Linked DNA regions of Mus musculus: region 2 is linked to region 1. A link is a loop called in an ENCODE intact Hi-C map of the cell type or tissue named here. Cell type or tissue: heart. All regions are shown on one strand. Links, peaks and the distances in the headings refer to the core of each region. The heading gives the core; the rest is flanking DNA.

Region 1 (11,636 bases), core at 2,135-10,134:
TGGAGACATCTCTCTGCTCTTAAAATCCTGTGCCTGAGACTCGTGAACCATGTATTTTTGTTGACCTAAGCAAGGTTTATGTTTGAAAAGTGTTTAGTAGCTAGCTCTCTCTCTCTCTCTCTCTCTCTCTCTCTCTCTCTCTCTCGCTCGCTCGCTCGCTCGCTCTTGGTGGTGGGGGCACACGTCAGTGGCTGTGTCTGGAGATCAGAGGACAACTTTCAGGAATTAGGTTATCTTTCACAGTTGTCAGGTTTGCATCACAAGCACCTCTACTTGCTGAGCCACCTGCCTGGCCTCCGTCTCTGTAGTAAGATGCTGTTCTTATGTTTTAATCCGTTCATTCTCATATTAAGAAAGACAAGCATTATCAATGTGCTTATAGATTTGGTAGATGTGCTGTACTGAGTTGAATGAAAAGCTGTCACCTCAAAGGAATGAAAGACAGGTTTAATCTATAGCAAAATATAAGTGACCATGGTCCAGAAACATTCATTGAGGTTTCTCCAAATACAACATGCTGACATCAAAGCAGTTTCATGGAATTTTTATGGTAACAGAACAAAGAAAGTTGTAAATCAAGAGATTTAGAAAATACATAGTTATATCAGGGAAGCAGGTTACAGCAGGAGAGGAGATAGGCTGCCTTGTATGCCATCTGACATTTGTGGTCTTTTGATTGGTGGAAAATTGAGGTTTTGTTAAGTTAATAAATTCTAAATCTAGTAGCAGGAGCCGGCAAAAGGTGTTGGTGGGGATATGATCATATAGTAGACTAATGATAGCCCCAAATAGATTGTAACTGGACTCTGAAAAAAAATTTCAACCTCCCCATGTTTTTGGTTTGGTCAGTCAGCCTATGCAGACAAATTCTTCCCAAAAGCCTCTTGCTCACAGTGCATTGAGGCTTAAGTCAGAAGCCTAAGGCAGTGTGCATCCCCAGGTCTTAGCAACATGCCTACAAAGCTTTCATGGGACCCCATGCTCACTCTCTCCTGCAGCATGTGTATATAGTTAAGAGCTTGGAACGGCTCTTAACATTGACAACAGTAATGATACCTATAGCTTGCTTACAGGACCTCCTTGTTGGGAGTTGGGGCTAACTGGCTTTTAGGTTTGTTATTTTTTTTTTCTCTTTTCCAGTAACTTCACGGAGGAGAGAAACCTCAGATTCAAGAGTAACAGAGTTAAGATTTAGACCCTTGTTTCATAGCTGAGATGTGGCTTAGCCGTTGTACTACCAGTGGTACAACTTTGTCCTTGAGATAGCTAAACTTTAATTCCTGCCTCTTCTGTATCATTTCAGGAAAGTAACTTAACTGTGTTTGGTTATGTTGGTTATATTAATATGCTTGCTTAGAAAAGTTAACCAGCACAGCCTCATTTCACAGTTTCAGTCTTTTTTTTTTTTTTTAAACATTCCAAATGTTGTCTCCCCCACACCCCCCATCCCCTGGAGTCCTATTCCTCCCTCCCTTCCTAGCAGCATCAATCAGTTCTCTAAGATGAGCTGCATCCTCTCCCACTGGGCCTGGGCCCTCAATCCAGCCTGGGTATCAAGTACAAGAACTGAGGCAGAGCTCTTTTACTTGAAGCCTCTGTTGTGTGTCTGGGAAGATAAGAAAAGCAAACACATAACCTGATAAACATATAAACAAATAATGACTAAGTGACATGGCAGAGATCATACTGTTAGTAGAATGTAATTTAGAAAATGTGCTTGCAGTTCAAGTTCCATGACTGGGACCTGTGTACAAATTTTGACAGGGTGTTGGACTTCTCTCAACTTTTGTTTTTATCTTGTTTTGGTTTTTCCTTTTTTTCATGTGTATTACGGTGGGACCTGTGTACAAATTTTGACAGGGTGTTGGACTTCTCTCAACTTTTGTTTTTATCTTGTTTTGGCTTTTCCTTTTTTTCATGTGTATTACGGAATCTTCCTCAGTCTCTCTTCCACTTTCACCATGCCTGTATACCTGGTCTTGCTCCAGGGATCTCCTGGCTCTGCCTTCAAGGCAAGGAATTACAGGCGGGTCGCCATGCTCACCTGGCATTTTGATGAGGTCTGGGAATCTGGCCCTCTTGTAAAAGTTTTAGCCACCAAGCCATATCCTCAGCTGCTGTTTTTTATTTTATAATCTCCACCCCCATCTTATTCTCTGAGCTGTCACTCATCTCCAGTAGTTATGCCCCAGTACCCTTGCTATTGGCAGTCTGTTCAATACTGAGAGAGATCCTGTGCATGGTCCTCTGTCCCCTACTCCCTGACCTAGGTAGACACCTGTTTCAGCACTGGCTCTGCCATGCCCTTGCTAGGAGTGCACTGCTCCATTCGGTTCTGTGCCTTCAGTGGAAGAGGTCCATACTCTGCCTGCACTGTGTACACTTTCCATGCCTTGCAGCTAAAACATTTTTCTCAGTAAGAATAAATGTCATTTTGGTTTTCTCATTAGACCCCTTTAGCCACCCTGAACCAGGTGGCTCTTAGCTCCTGTATTCAGATTCTGAAAGTAAAAGCTGGGTGAGGCTCTGTGGTTTATCCAAGGAGTTCAGTGTAAAAGTGACACAAATCTATAATTCCCTACATTTAATGACTTGATGACAGCTGACAGTTTTGACTGTCATTTGGATTGTCTTTATTTATAATGTAAGTTAAATTTAATTTAAATTTATTAAAAATATTCATTGATTATCCTGACTTTAATTTTGTGATATGTAAAATATCTCAAGACTTGATATTCTACTTAAACCTGTAGAGTTTTTTTTTTTCCCCTCCTATGTGGCACTTAACTTAGGTAAATAAATATATATATACATTGAAATTTTTATAAAACATTACTTAATAAGCATGTGGCAGTTTTCATTTGATATAATGTTCAATTTTTTGAACGTTTAATATGTTTCAAAATTTTCAATTAGCATCTTTTTAATATATTTAACAAAATCCTTTGGGAGACTGTTAGTTTCGGGTCAGGCAGTAGAAGTTTGGGTGATTTGATGTTTGGTTGTGACTTAAGGGAGAAGGTAGAGGAGCAAGATAAGCTATAGAGAAAGTCAGTTAACTATATTACCAGTGTAAACGTTAATTGTATTTTAACAGCCAAAATGCAGAGTGAAGGTGGGTTTGTATTTCCTTAGCACAGGATCTTTTAAGGAAGCTCATGCAATTGTTTCTGGTTTTGTGTTTAAGTTTGTTTGTTTAAGAAATGTTCATAAGCATTCCTCTCATCTGCTAGAGTGAAAGAAGGCTTTGACAAAAACACCCTCCCTACAATAGTAATTTTATATTTGATTACAGGGAAGCTATGCGAAATTATTTAAAAGAACGAGGGGATCAAACAGTGCTCATTCTTCATGCAAAAGTTGCACAGAAGTCTTACGGAAATGAAAAACGGTAAGATTATTGAGCATTTGGGGCAAATAGTGCTTATTTTATAATTTGCATATGATTTACATTTATGTTTGAGACTTGGTTCTATTCCTTGGTTCATTTGCATAGTAGAAAAGAAAAAGGGCAAGTGAGATGGCTCATGGAGTAAGAGGTCCTGAGTTCAAATCCCAGCAACCACATGGTGGCTCACAACCACCCGTAATGAAATCTGATGCCCTCTTTTGGTGCATCTGAAGTCAGCTACAGTGTACTTACTTATAAATAAATAAAAATCTTTTTTTTTTTTTTTTTAATGTAGGTAAGAGGGGGTGGAGTGGGTAGTAGGAGTAGAATCTTGGGCCTTTCTCTTATTAAAATGTTCTTTAATGAGCTCCAACCCAGCCCTATTTTGTTTTACTTGATGTGTGAAACTTGATTACTGATTTTTAGTTAAACATAGAAGTTGATGTGAAAAACCAACTCTTTGTTCATTAAGTTGGCCCTAGATGAATTTCTAGGTTTGGGTTTTTAAATAAGAAAATTTAGTGTATGTGTGTAGTGTGTTCTCAGTTCTAGAGCTAAGTGTAAATAAATGGTCATGGCTTAGGAACACAGATGTAGGTCACCTCAAATGCTGTGTTGTAATGTGAATATGGTTTGTAAAGTTATAGAAAATAAAGTTATAAATCAAGAAACCTTTCTTGGTTATTGGGTTACAGCTAAGGGGTATACTGCTGTCGGATGACATCCTTGGCTGTTGAGTTGGTGTAAGCCAGTAGTCTGATAATACATCTAGAAGATTTTATGTGATAGCCACCGGCTCTTAGGTCAGGCACAGGTGAATGACTGTTGAGACTAAAGATAGCCCAAGAGAATTTAGCCCTGAGTTTGCAACATTCCAACTCTCGACAGTTGTGGCATTATAATCAGTCAGCCTTGGTGACATGGGTGTGACCTTTTTCTGGGAACTTGAGTTCGCACTAGTCAGTTGTTTTCTAAGCAAAACAGGAATGCTTCTTAGCACTGAAGAATGCTGTTTAAGGCCAGTTATGCTTTTTGAGGTGAAATAGAGAAGATTGCCTAGCAACTCTGGTCTTGAACCAGGGAAGTACTCTACCAGTATTAGGGTTTTAATATGCATTTTAAAGGAAATGAAGCTAAGAAACTCTAAACATATGTGCTGCCTTGGCTTCAATTGATTGTTATCCTTGGTACCAGCATTGGGACTCCTACAACTAATTCCAGGGTTTTAAAATTCTTTTATTTTTGTAGCTTCAAAAAAATAGGAAGTCACATTAAGCTATTTGTATGACGTGAAATCCCACAGGCATGTGCTATCTCCTGGGTGTAGTGTTGATGCTGCCTTACTTTTTACCGCCTTCTGTGGGTTAGCAACAGCAGGGTGTCAGGGCCGAGGAATAAGGTGCCTCAAAAAGCATAGTCCTTGTGAACCTCACTCACTCTTCTCATCCATCCTTGGCTAGGTGAGACCAGCCAGGCTAGCCCTCACTGAAGCATGGGGCAATCACACTAGTCACTTGGGCTCAAACACAGGCAGTGCTGCCTCTGCTTTTCAGTCTCTGGAGTTTTGACAAAGCCTCTTATCAGTTAGATAATTTTCTTCACTTACTCCCTTTTTAAATTATGTTAGTTGCTAGTGTCTAATTAGTTAGACCTATACAAAGTCACATGGCATTTAATTTTATGTCGGATGGCTGAGGCCTTCTGAAGTTATAAGGGTTTGCTAGTTATTGTAAGAAATACAGGACCACAGGGCTGCAGCGGCTTATCAAGAATTATAAACGTTTTAATAATTGTCTTTATTGTGGTAGCCTGTTTTTGTTTGTTTGTTTGTTTGTTTTTAACCTTCTATTATTTAGGTATGGCTTAGTCGACCCATAACCCCATTAAATACTTGAAGAATTTTAGGTTTTAGCCTCCAAGAAAAAGAATGAATATGTTATAGTAACTACTTTCCTCTGTCTTTTGTCTTTTGAATCATGTGTATTAAAATGCTTCCAAGGAGGGTAAATATGTGTGCTTGCTTGTCTCTCTGTGTGTGTGTGTGTGTGTGTGTGTGTGTGTGTGTGTGTGTGTGTGTGTGTGAGAGAGAGAGAGAGAGAGAGAGACAGAGAGACAGAGACAGAGAGGGGTGTGGCTGGCTGGTTTTCCTGAAGCTTCCTTGAGGATTAAAGAGGTGATGGATCTGCTCTCCATTTTCTGGAAAGAGGAGGAAAGTCTGTCCTCCTTGATGATATTGGTTCAGGCTGTTTTAAAGAGTTGCTGAGGTATGAGTGAGACATGAAATAACCTTGGGACGTGGCCACAGACACTTTGGCCACATCTGTCATAGAAAGTAATTCCAGTAAATAATGCTAAAATTATCTGGCCAGGAAATTTCATTTAAAAGGCGTAAATTGGTATTGATAGCTGTGCCATAGACAGATAGATTAAATAGATAGGTAGGTAGGTAGGTAGGTAGATGGATAGGTAGACTGATATGACATTAGTGTTCAGTATTGTCTACTGAACAATTATATGAGAGGTGCTCTTGGGACAGTTACTGACACTAGTAAGTGTTACCTGGGGTAATTGATGGACCAGGAGCTCCCAGGTGTTCCTTCAGTGGTGACAAGTTTGGATTTCGTCTAACCAAACTTAATTGTCATACCAAGCTAAATAAAAGCCCTTTTTTTAACCTATTGGGTTTTTCCCCCATGTATGTTCACAGGACTTGAGGGGAAGGGATTGTTGTTAAATCATTCACTTTATGACTAAATTTTGCAATGAGTAAAATCTTAAATGTGCATATATCGCCACCAAGTGGGATAGAATAGCATTGCTTGTCAGCTAAAAGATGCCAAAAGAAAAGAAAGTAAAAAGGAGACATTGTTTGATAAGACAGTTAAAAGTTTGACCGCTGTTAAAAGTCAGTTTCAAACACAGAAATGCATTTTAATTGTTGTTTGTTTAATTATAATATGCACTTTTATTCCATAGACTATTGGAAAGTCTGTTTTTATTGTATTCTTAAAAAACTTTCAAGGTAGAATCTTGATCAGTGGGTTTTTTGTTTCGTCAGACTATATCCCTAGCCTTGTTTATGTTGTTCTGGAACTCACTGAATAGACTAGGCTGGCCTCAAACTCACAGAGATCTGCCTACCTTGCCTGTGAGTGCTAGGTTTAAAGGCATGTACCCCTAATGCCTGGTTTCGATCAGAGATGTTTGTTTGTTTGTGGTGTGTGTGTATGTGTATGTGTTTTCAAGACAGGGTTTCTCTGTGTAGCCCTGTATCCCTGGCTGTCCTGGAACTCGGTCTGTAGACCAGACTGGCTTCAAACTCAGAAATCTGCCTGCCTCTGCCTGGGATTGAAGTGCTGGGATTGAAGGTTTATACCACCATTGCCGGGTTCCATCAGAGTTTTATATAGATACCTTTTAGTCTGACTAAAATTAGTCAATTTTATGCTGTTAATTTTCTGTGATTTTTTTTTATCACATTTCTATAAATATTCCAAATATTCATTCCTTTATCATTTCTGTGTGCATATAGCCTTCAGATATGAAATAAAAGTACTTTGTAATAATGTATTAATCATTACTAATATCAAATCATTCAGATTTGATAATACCAATTCACCAAGGAGTTTTAATAATTCAGTGTCCAATAAAATACTAACGTGGGATGAAGTTCCTGAGAGTGTATTAGCCTAGGTACTTGAGATGTGTCTTGCTATGCATTTGGTAGCCTCTGCCATTAAAAGCCTGAAAGATCCCTGGCATAGAAGTAAACTAAACCAATTACAAAATATGCCCAGCCAGTATAAGCATCTCTACAAACTTGGAGTGACATGGTCCTGGGACCAGTACCTGGGCCATGACCTTGATATCCTTGTTCCCAAGTGTGAACATGCAAGCTTGAAAAGCTCCTCTTGTTTTGTGTTGCTTAATTAAGTATTACAGAAACACCCAGAGGCTTCCTACTCTATACTCCACACTCTCCTCTCTAGGACACACTTGGGCTACTCAACCTTTTTGCCCCCAACTTCCTCTCCATGGTTGATCCCCTTCTAACCAGCCACGGCTTCTATATGCTTTGTCTTCCTTTATTTTAAATGCTGCAAAGTTTTCCCTGGCTGCCTCAGACAGTCCATATTTTAGTCACCCTAACCTGGCTTTATTTTGTAAGTACTTCCTACTAGCTAACAGAGTCTCTATATTAACTTCATACCCATCCTTTCCCCACCTCCACCCCCACCCCCTCCTATTAGAGTGTAAGTTCCATGAGGAGAGTGACTTTGTTTGATTTTGTTGTTTTTATACCTGGGGATATATTAAGTATTTGAAGAACTAATAAATACTAAATAATCCCAGCTCACTTCTTATACTGTTTGGTTTATAGTAGGATTAGCACCTGACCAGGGTTGTGAAAAGAAAGTGCCAGTACATTTGGAGGCTGTTAAGTAAATGCTATTCTTGGTTTACCTCCTCATAGACCTGAGACTTTATGCACAGGTGCATATTTTATTTGTTCACTTGTGTATCTATCTATCTATCTATCTATCTATCTATCTATCTATCTATCTATCTATCTATCTATCATCTATCTATCATCTATCTATCTATCTATCTCGACCTCTATATAGTTCTGACTATCCTGGAACTCACTGTGTAGACCAGACTGGCCTCAAATTCACAGAGATCCGCCTGCCTCTGCATTCAAAGTACTGGGATTAAAGGTGTGTACCACTATGCTCAGCAATACAATTTACTTTTCTTAGTCTGAGTTTCAGGTAAACTTGATTCCCAGTGTCAATTGACTAGAAGATGTCACTGGCCAGTAGGAGGCCTGTGTTTGTAGCTCAGCAGTGTTAGTACAGAGCCACGTGCTTGGTCATCTTTCCCTGTTGCTTTCTTATGATTGGAACTTGGCACAGGTAGTTGATTATTGTTACAGTGAGGCTGTTTTGCTTATAGCAGGATTATCAGAATCAAGAAACACTTTTCTGTATTCGTAACTATACAAAAAGTAGGAATCACCATGAGGGCCTTTTGTTTTAAGAAAGAGGGGAAGGAAGGTAGTTCTTTGTGTAAGATACTCCTACATGTTAACTACAGACCTACCTAGTTCATCATTTATACTGCTTGCCTGGTTACTAGTCATTTGAGTTTTCAGGCCTCTTTACAAAGGGACAGGACACACATTTTAAGGTATGTACATATCGGTGGCTATCATTAGGCAAAGGTACATTATATATCATTGGGGAAGTACATTCTGCTCTACAGTTAGAGATAAATTCATAATTTGATTGTTAGGTTTTGACAGAGTCATTGTATGTGGAGAGAACTTGGGAGGATGCTTTTTGGCATACAGAAGAGCAAATCTTTTAGTAATCATGAGCAGAAACAATACAGTGTAGTTTTCTTTCAGTCCAAGATGTTTCTCAGTCCTGAAACCCGGTGTTCAGGAGCTAAGGTACATAGACATGGACTCTGTAGAACTCAGATCAAGCATCTGTTTTGTCGTCTTCCTTAGTTGCCTTACTTGGGGTGTTACTTTAATGCTAGTAATCCAGGTAAATTACCAAATAAAGTTAGATGTAATATAACAAGAGTAGCATTAAAATTGATGATGCTGCTGTCTTGGCTAGGACTTAGTAATCACAGATTCTGTAGTGATTTATTATATCTGTGTCTTGTTTGCCAAATTCCAGTAGAGTAGTTCAGAGCCTTGAGCTATGAGAATTCACAGTTCTGCTTAAAGCAGGACCAATCTAACTGATGGTATAAGTAAGTCCTCAGATTGTATTAGAACAGATAAGAAAGTCTTTATATCAGTCCTTTTGACTTGACAGTTTGCTTTATAAATGACCAAAGTGCTATGTTAGGGACCAATTTAGTACATTGAAGTATGACTTTGAATTCATATTTTAAAAGATGAAATATGATCTTGAATTTAATTTTTTTCTGCCACTTTTTTTCCCCAGATTTTTTTGCCCTCCTCCTTGTGTGTATCTTATGGGCAGTGGTTGGAAGAAAAAAAAAGAGCAAATGGAACGAGATGGATGTTCTGAACAAGAGTCTCAACCCTGTGCGTTTATTGGAATAGGAAACAGTGACCAAGAAATGCAGCAGCTGAACTTGGAAGGGAAGGTAAATTCAAAATGTACACTCTGCCTTCATTCTTGCAGTGTTTATTTATTTTAGTTTTTTCCATACCAGTGCTTATTGCACTTATTTTTAGTGCTTTTAACAGTGACTGTTTAAATGTGTAAATCAGAATCACAAGTATACCTTCAGGACAGCTATGGCCTGCTGGCTCATAGTGTGCGGGGTAGCATTTAAAGGCAGCACCAGGAGGCCTCTCCAGCTTCCTGCCTGTCTTAGTTGTAAGTCAGATTTCTATTGGGAGACTAATCCCTCATTTTCTACCTGGCAGTATTGTAATACTCGGATAGTTATGAAAATGTGTCTCTCAGCTTTGGTTTATTCTGTGTTCCTATCTTCATCCCCTGCTGGGAAGTAGCTGCTAACACATGATAGAGCATGGGTCTGGGCCTAGTGGCCTTGGCTAACCAATACCAGTCCAGAACACAAGTTACACAGAGAATGCTCTGTCTACTGGCTTTCTGTATGTATACTACTTTAATTCAGAAGAACAGTTTGTTCATTTATTACTAAAATTCAGTGGGTTTTTTTCTGGTTTTTGTTTGTTTGTTTGCTTGCCTTTTCAAGACAGAGTTTCTCTGTGTAGTCCTGGCTATCCTGGAACTCACTCTGTAGACCAGGCTGGCCTCGAACTCAGAAATTCGCCTGCCTCTACCTCCTAAGTGCTGGGATTAAAGGCATGCGCCACCACGCCCGGCTAATTCAGTGTTTTGTCTTAATATTGAAGTTTTGAAAATGATTCTAATCTCAGTGACTACATAGCACCCAAAGTATCATATAAAAGCTATTTCCTTATTTAGTAACTTTTAGCTGGCTATTCTGATATTTATGTTTTGTATTTGGCATGAGGATAGGAGTGTTGAGGGCGTAAGCTAGGGGTTAGCATTCTTAATCATATTTAAGAAGACCCCTAAACCTAACCTTCAAATCTGGATATTTGTCATTAGGTCTTTATAGTTTTTAGTCAATAACATGGATTTTAGATAAGGTTTGGTGTAATATTTATTACAATAGTAAATGCTTGTTGTAAAAGAGAGCAGAGCAGTAAACCACTTTAAATTATGACCCTTGAACTTTAAAATAATACAGTCGATTTATTCTCCTGTTAAATAATTTCTGGAGTTACATACAGCACACTGCACACCTAGACATTCAGTTCTTTAATGAGTAGATGTAACCAATTGTGATTGTGTTGGCTGAATATATTCTCATTTTAACCAGTTCTAGCTTTCAGTCATTTACCTTCCAGTGAAGTAATACTAAAGCCACCCAATCAATAGCATCATTAATTGTCCTAAGTTCTGTGGGGGCTATCTCTGCACGAAGCCCTCCCCTCTGTCTGTGTTAGACCTTATTACATAAGTCCTGGATGTTGACAGGATACAAATGCACATGCACATGTGAGGAAGTGAAGGACTCCCCAAAGGAGTGTGTGTGTCCTCACCATGTAAGTAAGACCTGGAGTGATCGTAAAGCTGGCAGCAAGTGCCTTCCAGTGAGCTACCTCAGCAGCCCTTGTTCATGTTTTACATATGCTGGCCGGACAGCATCTTCTCTTTCTTGACACAGATTGTACCCAATAATGTTAGTGCTCAGAATTAACTGATCTGATCTTAGGCCTGTCTTCCCGTTAGGGTGAAGTTCCCTTGTTTAAATACAAATTTTGTTCTGGGACTGTCTGCTTTAGTACATTGACTTTATCCTATCTTCCAAAGCAGAACAGTTCTAGTTTTGACCTTTAGCTAGTGTTTTAAAAATATGATAGAACTATCTATGTATGCATATATGCCATATCTAAGTGTGTAAGAGTACCACCACTGCAAAGGACAGTTTATTGTATTTAGCTTTTATTGTTATTATCTTATTTTGCCTTCTGCACAGCAAGGCCTTTCAAAATTTAGACTGTTCAAAATCACATTTAAATTTTCTTATGTAACTTTGTTATAGAGACAAACTATTGCAGTATATCTATTACTAACACTCTGTATTGGTAAAATTTTAAGAACAAAGACCTAGAGTTCACTAGCTACTTTCTAATGAATGAATGATACTTGTTCTGCATTTTAAAAGGAGCACACAGAAGAAATAGTTCAAATAA
Region 2 (11,636 bases), core at 2,003-10,002, 280 kb before region 1:
CCCTTCTGGGTCCAACCTCTTTCTTTCTACAGATCTTTTAGCATCTTTCTTCTGAGTGTCTGTAAGTGCCATACTCTTGTTCAAGGGCAGACACATATTTCATGAGGTCTGACATTGATGTAACTTTGGGTCTTCTTTAAATAATTATTCAAACTTGGAGTATAAAATTAAGGATGTAAGCTAATAATGGACAGTGAAAACGAGACCTCAGCAGAACCACTTCTAAAAAGCTGAGAAATGAAATGAATATCACAAAGTCTAGAAAAATAATATTTTTAGTAGTTAACTATACTATTTTTCAACTTCTGCGTATGTTGGTGACATTGTTATAAGACAGGCTCTGAAGAGGTGACTTGTAGGGAGATGAGATAGCCTATATGCATGTTCAATTTTAGAGGCTAGATTTGGAGGTTTGTAGTAGTACATGTATAGTGTGACATTTACACTAGGTGTATGGATGTCGGCCTGGCTTACAGAGACTCTCCTCTTATCCACATATTGACGTAATGAGGAAACAGAGTCAGGTTGCATGGATATGGATATAACACAGCCCTCAGATCCCTGAATGTTAAGCCCAAAGATATCTTCCTTTCTTTCTCATAAGCTCCACTGTCTACTTCCATTTCCAGATGTAGGTACTGTGGGCTTTCCAGCCATTGTGGGCCTCCACATTGATCCATTGGGTTTGTTTCTGCGGGAGAATGGGGAAGAGTCTGGAAGAAGGGGATCTTGATGAAATTGGTGCTTCAAGAGGTCACACTGGCTGTAATGTGGAGGACAGATTTAAGTTGCTGGAACTATGGATAGAATTTACTTGCCGAGGTGAAATAAGGCAATCCAAATGAGAGCAAATGGAAGGTTTTATATATATATGTATTTCATTAGGGATTTCATACATATGTAAAATATAGTTTGATCATATCCACAACTCACTTCCCCATTCCACCCCCTCTGTATCCCCTTCCCAACTTTATGTCTCCTCCTCCTCCTCCTCCTCCTCCTCCTCCTCCTTCTCCTCCTTCTCCTCCTCCTCCTTCTCCTCCTCCTCCTCCTCTTTCTCCTCCTTCTTTTGAAATAAGCCACTGAATCCAATTAGCTTTGCATAGTGTAGTGCCATCCACTGGACCATGGGCAACCTACCAGTGACCACACCTCCGAAGAAAAATGTCCCTAGTAGCCATCAATTGCCATCCTTGCCTAGCCCCTCCCACACGAGAGATTCCTGATAGCCTGAAAGGACAGAACTTGCTGTGTTGGAAGAATGAGAGGGACAGTTCTAAGGGGAGGGGGGAGCAGAGTGGGTAGATGCTGCCATTTCCTGAGGTAGAAGACAGAGGAAGTGGGAAAGGTGTAGGAAAGGGAGAGGAGGGCGAGGAGAACGGGGGAGGGAGAGGGAGGAGGAGAGGCCCTCAGGGAACGCTGGAGAGCTCCTGGTAACCTTGCTGAGTTTTAGATGCCCGAGCAGTTTTATTCAACTTATGTATTATACTATAGGTCAGACATGGGGGAGCGGGCCTCACATGGATTTGGGAGTTCAGTGTCTATAATCCCTGGGAGATGCTTAAACTTCAGTGAAGGTCGTCACAGCAGCATAGACCAGGGTCACAAACACAAGTGTGCAGCTCTTCCCAGTCCCCTGCAGGAACTCAATGGATCAATGCGCTGCACTGAGGAGGGGAAGAAGCTCAGGCTAGCCTGCTGCTGGAGTCCATCTAGGCTAGTGGGCTGGGGGTGGGGCTGTTATCTGAGGACCAACACTTGAACAGAGATCCAAATAATAATTAGAAAGAGCTGGGCAGTGAGGAGAAGGACAGTCCAGTCTGGGGGAAGAATGTGCATACAGGCCTGCAGAGAAAGGTCCCACGAGTGAGAGGAGAAGCCCAGGAGAGCCTCCTTGAGAAAGAAAAGTTTCCTCTCTGAGAACAAATGAACAGCTTCCGAGCTCTCAATTCTTTTTAGCTCTAAATACTACATACAGTCTTCTTATCCTTTTGATTTCTTACAACATCCAGTTAATTATAAGAAGAGAATAGGGTTGGAAAGATGGCTCAGTGGTTAGGAGCACTGACTGCTCTTCCAGAGGTCCTGAGTTCAATTCCCAGCAACCACATGGTGGCTTACAACCATCGGTAATGGGACCTGATGCCCTCTTCTGATGTATCTGAAGAGAGCAATGGTGTACTCATATACATAAAATAAATAAATAAATCTTTAAAAAAAAAAGAAGAAGAGAATTAACCTTTCTTGGGGGTTACTTCGCTGAAAAAAAAAAGGTATCGAGTTTGTTTTCTGTCATCCCTCTTTCTACCTACCTGTCAACCAACACATCATATACAAATATTTAATATCTGCATCCAAATTTGATATAACTTTATTACTATTAATGGACCATTTTAGAGCTGTTACAGTTATCATGACTGCCACCTTTAACTACTTTATTATATGTCTCATTTGATCACAGGAAACGATCAAATCCATGACTGGGTCTGGAACCCCGAGTTCTGGAGCCTCTGGAGATGTGGAAAGGCGATAGCAAGCCATGCCCAAGCACCTCTGACAGCCAGGTCCAGTCCCCTGCACTGTGGACTCCAGCTGACAGGGAAGGTAACTCAGTGGGTGAATTCTAACCCCAAGGAGGTCAGAGCAGTGGCTGGAGGAGGCAAAGGATGCTATGGAAGGCAACCTGGGCGGAGTCATCTCTCGGTGATGCTCATCTGTTCTCTTTATTCACACTAACTGTATCTATCCCTCTACCACTCAAGATTTCAATGCACTTAACCCGAAAACCCTCTTGAGACAACAGGGAGATACATGAAAGAAGTCATGGGTTGGGAATTCTGGAGACAGGTAAGAAAGCAACCAAGCCCAGACTAGACTATGAAGTACCTTTTCTTTGCTCTTGCTCCTTCCTTTCTGCTGAGAGCAATGTCACTGTGGAATCTACCCCACAGCGGCCATCTTACAGCTGCGAGATGACCTTAGAGATAAGAGGCAAAGTTCGGGATGCTAAAACTGTGCTGTTCGAACACTTTCTCTGGAGAGATGTGGCTAAATGTCCTCTCGTCCCAGATACAGAAATGACAATGGACCAAGGTAATGATTACAGCAAAGTCCAACTTTGTGAGCCAACGAGATTATCGGGGTTGTTTACTGGGTATGGGTGAGGGGATACTTACAGGATCATGACCAACTCAGAGGCCACTGCTCTATCAAAACCTCACTCTAACATGGACGACGACTACCAAAGCTGGAACCCTGAAGCTCTCTGTATGACTAGCTGGCAGATGAGCAGGTGGGAGCGACTAGTCTCCTCCTCAGCCCTTATTGTATCTACAGCCTTGGGGCCTGAGGGGTCTTATGAATCTGGTAAGTTTCAGAGATTTCCAGAGACTTCTAAGTCATTTAACTCCCTTTTTTGTTTTTGGTTTGGTTTTGGTTTTGGTTTTTCCAGACAGGGTTTCTCTGTGTAGCCCTGGCTGTCCTGGAACTCACTCTGTAGACCAGGCTGGCCTTGAACTCAGAAATCCACCTGCCTCTGCTTCCTAAGTGCAGGGATTAAAGGCATGTGCCACCTCCTGAATCTTAGTGGGCCTCCCATTAGAACTTTTGGAGTCCTCAGAGCACCGTCCCCACACACCCCAAGATGGAAAGTTTCCATTCAAAAGAAAATGCCACACAACAGAAGGAAAGACCCAGACCCTAGTCTGTCAAGGCTAACTCTAAACTCTGAGAAGAGAATTTAACTGTTTCACTTTAAGCCACCATTAATTAGGGTTTGTGTGACAGTGCAGCTGCCTCTGGTCCTGACTGAGAGATCACCTGGCCAGAAGGTGAACTAAAGGGCCCATTGGTTTTATCTTTAGAACATCAGAGAGCAGTGCTGATCCTCGAGGAGACTGTCAGTCGAATTTTAAGAATAAGAGCAGGCTGGGGATATAGACTGCTTGGGTAAAGTACCTGCTGACAGGGAGAGTAAGAAGTAAGGAGGGTATGGTGACACAGCAGTTGTAATCCCTGCACAGGAGGAGGTGGAGACAGGATCATCAGACCGCAAGGTCACTCAGCCACTTAGCAAGTTGGAGACCAGCCCAGAATACCTGAGATCTGTCTCTAAAAGAACAAAGCATCCCCATGCCAAGCCAAAACAACCGCCCTCACACAAATCACACAAACAGATACCCCAAACAATCAAAGGAGAAGGTCTTAAAAGGAAACACCAGTGGAGGTCGCTTCTCCGACAACTGAAGAAAAGGAGTAGTCTGTAGGCTGGAAAACTACTTAAAGAGCAAGGGCTAAGCATAGTAAAGAGAGGCCAGATCCTGACAGGGAGCAGTAGAGCAGGGCAGGCCTGGCAGCAGGACCTGGGGCCCCACTTGGCTTTGGTGTCTACACAGGTTGAGCAAACTTGACTTCTTTTTTACTTTTCTGTTTCTCTAGGACTGATTGGTTACTTTGTTCTCTATCTCTGTGTCTCCATCTCCGTCTCCCTCCCCCCCCTCCCCCCCCCCCCCCCCCCGTGTGTGTGTGTGTGTGTGTGTGTGTGTGTGTGTGTGTGTGTGTGTGTGTGTGAGAGAGAGAGAGAGAGTTTAAGTGCCATTATACTTCTACTTACATGGGTTCTAAGGACCAGAGTTTAAGCAATAGTCTGATGTCTGCTAGAGAAGCCCAAAATGGGCTGAGTGGTGGAAATGGCTCACAACAGCGTAGCAAGCTGGACACAGCCAATAGTGGTCCAAAAGCGTGAAGGGATATTTTCAGAAATAAACCATTATAAATTTTTTTGTTTCTTTGTTTTTTGTTTGTTCGTTTTTTTTTTTTTGTTGTTTTTTTGGGGGGGTTTGGTTGGGTTTTTTTTTGTTTGTTTGTTTTGTTTTTTTGTTTTTTGTTTTTTGATTTTTGGCTTTTGGTTTTTCTGTATAGCCCTGGCTGTCCTGGAATTCACTTTGTAGACCAGGCTGGCCTTGAACTCAGAAATCCACCTGCCTCTGCCTCCCGAGTGCTAGAATTAAAGGCATGCGCCACCACGCCCGGCTTCCATTATAAGTTTTAAGTTGCTTGCCGTTCGAGTAGTTCTGGGTAGTACATTTAGAATCTCACAGCATCTGAACCACCTCTCGGGCATGAATTGGCCTGGAGGCAGGGTCTGCCCCTCCTGTTAGCTGACTCCATTTTCAGATTGATAGGCGCATTGTCATAGTGCCAAGGTCCCCGCAACTCTCACTTTCCTTGACCTCATCCTCAGAGAACAAGAGCGGATTGTAGTGGGTTGGGCTGTGCCAAGGAGAAGCCACGCAGGGCTTCTTCTAAGTAGAGAGACGGTAGACATTTTGAGAGAGAGCCCACACTCACAAAATGTTTATTAGGTTATATTATTATAATTGTCTTACTTATTATGAGTTGATTTGTTAATTCTTTCTGGGCATAACAATACTTTATTATTATTAATTTTAGAGTCAGGATTTCCGGTACCTCAGGTGGCCTCAAACTCACTGTGCAGCAGAAGATGACCTTGAACTTCTGACCCTCCCACCTCTAGCTCCTGAGCGATTACAAGCATATGTTGGTACACTGGGTCTTAGGCCATGCTGGAGATGAGCCCAGGGCTAGGTGGAGTTTACCAACTGAGCTAGCCCCAGCTATCTCAGCCTACTTTATAAGCCAAAGCTTATTCATGCTAGGCAAGAGCACTGTCTGGAAGCAGGTGTACCTTAGGGCCCAGATGATCTGCAAGTGTGCACCGCTCCCCCCCCCCCTTCCCCCCATAATGTTCAAGGTTCAAGGAACTTTTTGCTCTCAGGCAAGGGGTGCCACGGCACCAAGTGGCCAGAGCTGATAGGCTCTGGAGCATCAGTCCCTGCCTTCCTGAGGCCACAGAGGCACCCTGTGTGCCAAACTCCACTCTTGATGGGAGCTGCCGGTTGGGGACAAAAAGACAGATTAAATGAAGACCCAAGGAATATGAACCAAAAGAAGGAAGACAAGTTTAATAGATTCCACTCCTCCCCCCCCCCATCTCCGGCACCCCACTAATATTGATCAAGTCAGCAAGTGCAATATCCTGTCTCTGCTCTTTGCTTTTACTCTCAGGAGATAGAGTCTCACTAAGTTGTTAAGACCATCCTCGACCTCCAAATCCTCCTGTCTAGGCTGGGCTTACAGGCCTGCTCCACAGCCACCAGCCTGGCTGACCTGGGTGATTTTAATGGGAATGATCTCAATGAAAAAGTTTACCCCCATGGTGAGTGCAGACAGAGGCTTTGGAACAGGCTGGGCGGCTCGGGAATGAGGAGCAGCTGCCAGCATCTCCCAGGAGGGGGCAGCAACGCCACATGCAAACAGGACCATGACTTCTCTAGGAGGGAGGGTCCCAGAAGAGGAGGGTGGAGCTGGGGAAGTCCTGTCTGTGGCCTCAGCACCTCTCACTCGACCTGCTAGCATCCTTTCTCACCGGCCAGAGTGTATCCCTCCGGAGGACTGCAGGAATTCAGTTTATTACTGTCCCTATGGTCCCCAAAGCTCCAGGGAAGTTGGCTGGGTTGATAGAGGCACAAAGGATCCATGGGAGTCTTTTGCTTGGTTAATCTGGCCTCTTCTGAGCAGTTAAATGCTGAGCAGGTGGTTAAACCTTGGTTGTTTGAGAACCTCCCCCGCCCCCCCCCCCCAACAAAGGGTCCTTCTCCTCTGGAAGCCACCATGCAGTGGGTTATTTGATTTCAGGATGGGCGTGAACTGAGTTCCGAGGAGAAGGAGGAGGAGAAGGAGGAGGAGGAGGAGGAGGAGGAGGAGGAGGAGGAAGAGGAGGAGGAGGAGGAGGAGAAGGAGAAGAAGAAGAAGAAGAAGAAGAAGAAGAAGAAGAAGAAGAAGAAGAAGAAGAAGAAGAAGAAGAAGAAGAAGAAGAAAAGAGCCACACCTATGTTAAAGAGTCCACTGGGCTGATGAACTGATTAAAATGTAACGATTACGAAGAGTTGGAATGCTGTCGATCCAGGCTCCTCTTTGGTTATCTTTGGTCTGCTTAATAGCCTCTTATCATTCCTATCTTTAGTAACATCCTTCCTGTGATCAGGTAAATCCTGCTGGAATACAGGAACCAGAGCTTAACCTTCACCCACCTCCAAACCAAGAATGCTACCAGACAGTGCCTGAGTCCCTAATCCTGTCCTTAGCTATAAAGTTCTCCAAACTGTCTCCACCTTGGGATGCATTATTCTGGGACAAGGGGAACCTGTGTTCCCAGTCCATGGTCACTCGTATTTGAATCATATAAGAATCAATTATCTTCTTCCCTTTGGAGTGGGAGGAACATTTCGTATAGACAGCTGACTCCATTTTCAGATTGATAGGCGCATTGTCATAGTGCCAAGGTCCTCGCAACTCTCACTTTCCTTGACCTCATCCTCAGAGAACAAGAGCGGATTGTAGTGGGTTGGGCTGTGCCAAGGAGAAGCCACGCAGGGCTTCTTCTAAGTAGAGAGACGGTAGACATTTTGAGAGAGAGCCCACACTCACAAAATGTTTATTAGGTTATATTATTATAATTGTCTTACTTTATTATGAGTTGATTTGTTAATTCTTTCTGGGCATAAACAATACTTTATTATTATTATTATTAATTTTAGTGTAAGGTGTGTGTGTGTGTGTGCCTGTGGTGTTTGTATGGTGTGTGTATGTGTGTGTATGTGTATGGTGTTTGTGTGAGGTGTGTGTGAGGTGTGTGTGTGTGTGTGTGTGTGTGTGTGTGTGTGTGTTGGGTAGGGTAATTTGGCTACAGAGGAAGATGGAATAGAGCACTGAGCTCTAGATGAGCATGAAGCAGTCCTGTGAGGGGATCTTGAACATGTGCTTAGTTGAAGGAAGAACGAGGAGTCTGTTGGTCCACCCCGTGAGCATTTCCTTAGGGCCTACTGGGCACGTTTCTTCCTCCCTGTGAGAGGCCAAAGTCCCTTAGAAGGAGACACTCCATCATTCTGAAGTGGAAAGACTGGGTCGGAGAATGTGTAGGCCGCAGAGGGAGAGGATGAGTGGTGAGGACAGGTCTCACTGGTGTGAGATGAGAAAGGCCTTCCTGAGATGGGAGAGCTAGTGGGGGCATGGCTGCTATTTCTGTGTTGCACGGGTTACAAATCTCTTCTTGGCCTGGAAGCCTTCAAGTCGGGGAGATGTCTCATGAGCCAGCCGTCCTCTCTTGGTGACTCAGCCTCCACTGGGCTCTAAAACTCTTCTGTGTATGTGCACTGGCTTTGCCGGCTGAAAAATCTACCTCTTAAATTGGTTCAAAGGTTGCCTTGTCTTACAACAGCAAGCCTGTGGTGGGCCTAGGATCTATTTTCGGGGAGAAGCCACACGCCAGTGGATTACTTCCAGGCTGACCCCTTCGGCTCCAGGTCTGTGCTGACAGCTTCCTGGGTTCCCCTGGAGCCGTTTGTGAAAGACTTCTAGATACCCATCTGCCTTTAGGGAAGAATGACTGGAGAGCCACGGGGTGGGGGTGGGGGCAAGGGAGAGGCCAACCCATCCCCTGTGCACAGGCTCTCAAATTGGTTGCAGGGAGAATTCCAAGGGAGAGCCTTGGACAATGTTCACCCCTGCCTGCATTTCTAAGGAGGATCATGTGGGGGCTGGCAAGTTGACTCATCCCTGATAGCCCATAGCAAGCCTGAAAATCTGAGTTTGATCCTCAGGACCCACAGAAATTGGAGGGAGAGAACTGACTCTTGCAAGCTGTCCTCCGACCTCCATACCCACCTAATCACAACACACGCACACACAATAGAGAAATCTGAAATTCGGGTTAATCAGAGAGCACCCCCCACAACCCCCAGGGGATGGGAGATGGGATTTTTTTCCAATTCTTCCTCCTCTTTTCACCTGTGTTCTTTGCAAACTGCAGGAGGGCAAAGCCATTGGGAGAGGACACAGAGGTCAGGGGCAGGAAGGGACAGTCACCAAGGAAGTCACAAAGTTTGCCATGTCTGTGTACCTGGAAATCTCAAAGAAAAAGAAAAGGGTAGAGCCGGGTTGCAACTGGCTTAGGAATCTGTATTTTTCTCACTTCTGGAATCTGATGAGGACTGGAAGATGAGTACTGGAAGATGAGGACTGGAAGATGAGGACTGGAAGATGAGGACTGGAAGATGAGGACTGGAAGATGAGGACTGGAAGATGAGGACTGGAAGATGAGGACCGGAAGAGAAAAACCTGTCGTGCTTTCGAAACTGGATTCCTCTTCCTCCACTTGTAGCTAAGAGCTAACTCTCAGCTTTCCTTTGTCTCTTGCTGCTCTGGTGGGCCCCAGCTCTTAGTCCTGTTTGCTCATTTCCCAAAATGTCAGCAGCCTTGTTCCTTTAAAATGGCAGGGCTTGAAGACGGGGTGTCTTCCTGCTGCACCACACAAGGCTCTAGCCTACAGCCTCACGTCCCTCTCTGCACCTTCAGGGGAAACCCCATCCATTCCTCTGTCACAGGTGACCTCCTGTCTCACCACCACCAGCCCTGCCTCATGTGTCCCCGCCTCTCCCCCACCCCCACCCCTGCCCCTGCTCTGTCACCTGCCCTTGCCTGGGGTCACAGCAGTAGCAGCTTGTGTTCGGAAGCCTTTCCAAAACCTACCAAGTTGAGTGTGGACATCTCCCTGAAATGATGTCCTGTTCCATTTGGGGTCCCTCAAGTCCTGCCTTGTATTAAGAGATAGATAAATATAATCTTCTCTCTCTGAGGGGAACACTCACTCACCTGTATGTATGTAAAGACTCTGTGGGGCCCTGGGCTAAATTAAACGGAGCACGATTATTGATGGGGAGAGATACAGTTAGAAATTAAAGAAAGCCTAAAGCATTGTCAGTTTGTACAAATGATTGGATTGCTTTGGCTTGAGTGTTCTCATTTGTTAAACAATGAACCATGATATCTGTAGGGCATTTGCATCCCTGGTATTCAGAGACTAACGAGGTTCTTACTGCGGTTTGTGTGTGTGTGATGTGTGTATGTTTGGTGGGTGTGTCTGGTGTTTGTGTGTGGTGTATGTGTCTGTGGTATGGGGTGTGTAGTATGTGTGATATTGTGTGGTGTGTACATGTGGTTGAGTTGTGTGTGTGTGTGTGTAGTGGTGTGTTATGTTTGGTGTGTACCTGTGGTGTATGTATGTGTGTGATGATGAGTATGTGGTGTTGTGTGGTGTGTACATGTGGTGTGATGTGTGTGTGAGTGTGTGATGTGTGCCTATGGTATGTGGTGTGTAATGTGTGTGTGTCTGGTATGTGATATGTGTGTGTCTGTGGTGTTTGTGTGGTATGTGTGTGTGTATGGTGTATGCTTGTGGTGTTTGTGTAAGGTGTGTGTGTGTGCCTATGGTGTTTGTATGGTGTGTGTATGTGTGTGTATGTATTTGGTGTATGCTTGTGGTGTTTGTGTAAGGTGTTTGTGTGTGCCTGTGGTATGTGTGTGTGTGTGTGTGTGTGTGTGTGTGTGTGTGTGTGTGTGTGTGTGTGTGTGTGTTGGGTAGGGTAATTTGGCTACAGAGGAAGATGGAATAGAGCACTGAGCTCTAGATGAGCATGAAGCAGTCCTGTGAGGGGATCTTGAACATGTGCTTAGTTGAAGGAAGAATGAGGAGTCTGTTGGTCCACCCCGTGAGCATTTCCTTAGGGCCTACTGGGCACGTGTCTTCCTCCCTGTGAGAGGCCAAAGTCCCTTAGAAGGAGACACTCCATCGTTCTGATGTGGAAAGACTGGGTAGGAGAATGTGCAGGCCGCAGAGGGGCCTGGAAGAGGGAGAGGATGAGTGGTGAGGACAGGTCTCACTGGTGTGAGATGAGGAAGGCCTTCCTGAGATGGGAGAGCTAGTGGGGGCATGGCTGCTATTTCTGAGTGAGTGGAGCAGCCTGGTTGTGCCAGGCCTCTGGGTGGTACAGTAGCAGGGGCCATGAACTTTTTTGACCCACCTATGTGCCATCCCAGAGAGGTGACCACAGTTTCTGGTTAGCTCTGACCTGATCCTTTACCTACGTGAGTTCCTTCCAACCCCAGGTCCCTTTCCTGTTGTAATTGCATCAACTCCAGAGCCAGAGGCGGCTTCTTAAGCTTATCGCGAGCAGGAACAACCTTTGTCTCCAGCTAGTCTAGTTCTGAGAAAGAACCAGACTCCAGAGAACACTTATCACCTCAACGAGTCACCTTGCCCGAAGGGGCTCTGCACTCTGGCCGGGACAGGGTCACAGGAGTCTCGCCTGGGGACTGTTGGAGAAGCAGCTTTCACTGATTACTCTGCTTGAGGCTGACTCCCTTTCCCTGGAAAAGTGTGGAAAAGCTTCCAGACTTGGTCTGCTGCAGAAAGGGAGACCGCGTGAGCAACCTCGTCGGGTTTTCACCGCGCTCTTTCTCATTAACAGTACAGTCAGCCAGCCGTGCATTTTTAGCGTGTTACACAGGCTTACACTCAGTCTTCATCACACCGTTGGGATGAGAGTGGAGGGGACACCACAGGGTCAAGGACGACAGATGGGTCTTCACTTAAGCAGGTTAGAAGTTCAGCAGCTCCAGAGTAGAAAGACTGGACTTTTTGGCTGGGGGGTGGGGGTGGGGGATGTTGAGGGCATAGTCATGAAGGGGCATAGCGGGCAAGAGGGCAAGAGGCCTCT

Evidence for each region. Peaks named below come from ENCODE experiments on the same cell type or tissue, not always from the same donor. Only the 100,000 strongest peaks of a DNase experiment are listed, where the experiment ranks them.
Region 2: a loop joins it to region 1, with 7 times the contacts of the local background. A loop is called at or near these places in 22 of 42 quality-filtered maps.

What each region holds. Positions count from the first base shown.
Region 1 is chr5:53,632,667-53,644,302 of GRCm38, forward strand. It overlaps Rbpj (recombination signal binding protein for immunoglobulin kappa J region), which reads left to right. Exons shown (of 11, transcript NM_001080927.2): 3 at 3,296-3,391; 4 at 9,358-9,523. Among named protein-coding and RNA genes, the nearest start is that of Rbpj, 48 kb to the left of the region's middle. In heart, for the core only: a CTCF peak has its summit at 6,194; no DNase peak of the experiment used is centred there.
Region 2 is chr5:53,348,924-53,360,559 of GRCm38, forward strand. No RefSeq gene overlaps it. Among named protein-coding and RNA genes, the nearest start is that of Gm40303, 88 kb to the left of the region's middle. In heart, for the core only: no CTCF peak of the experiment used is centred there; a DNase peak (open chromatin) is centred at 6,318; H3K27me3 peaks cover 885 bases.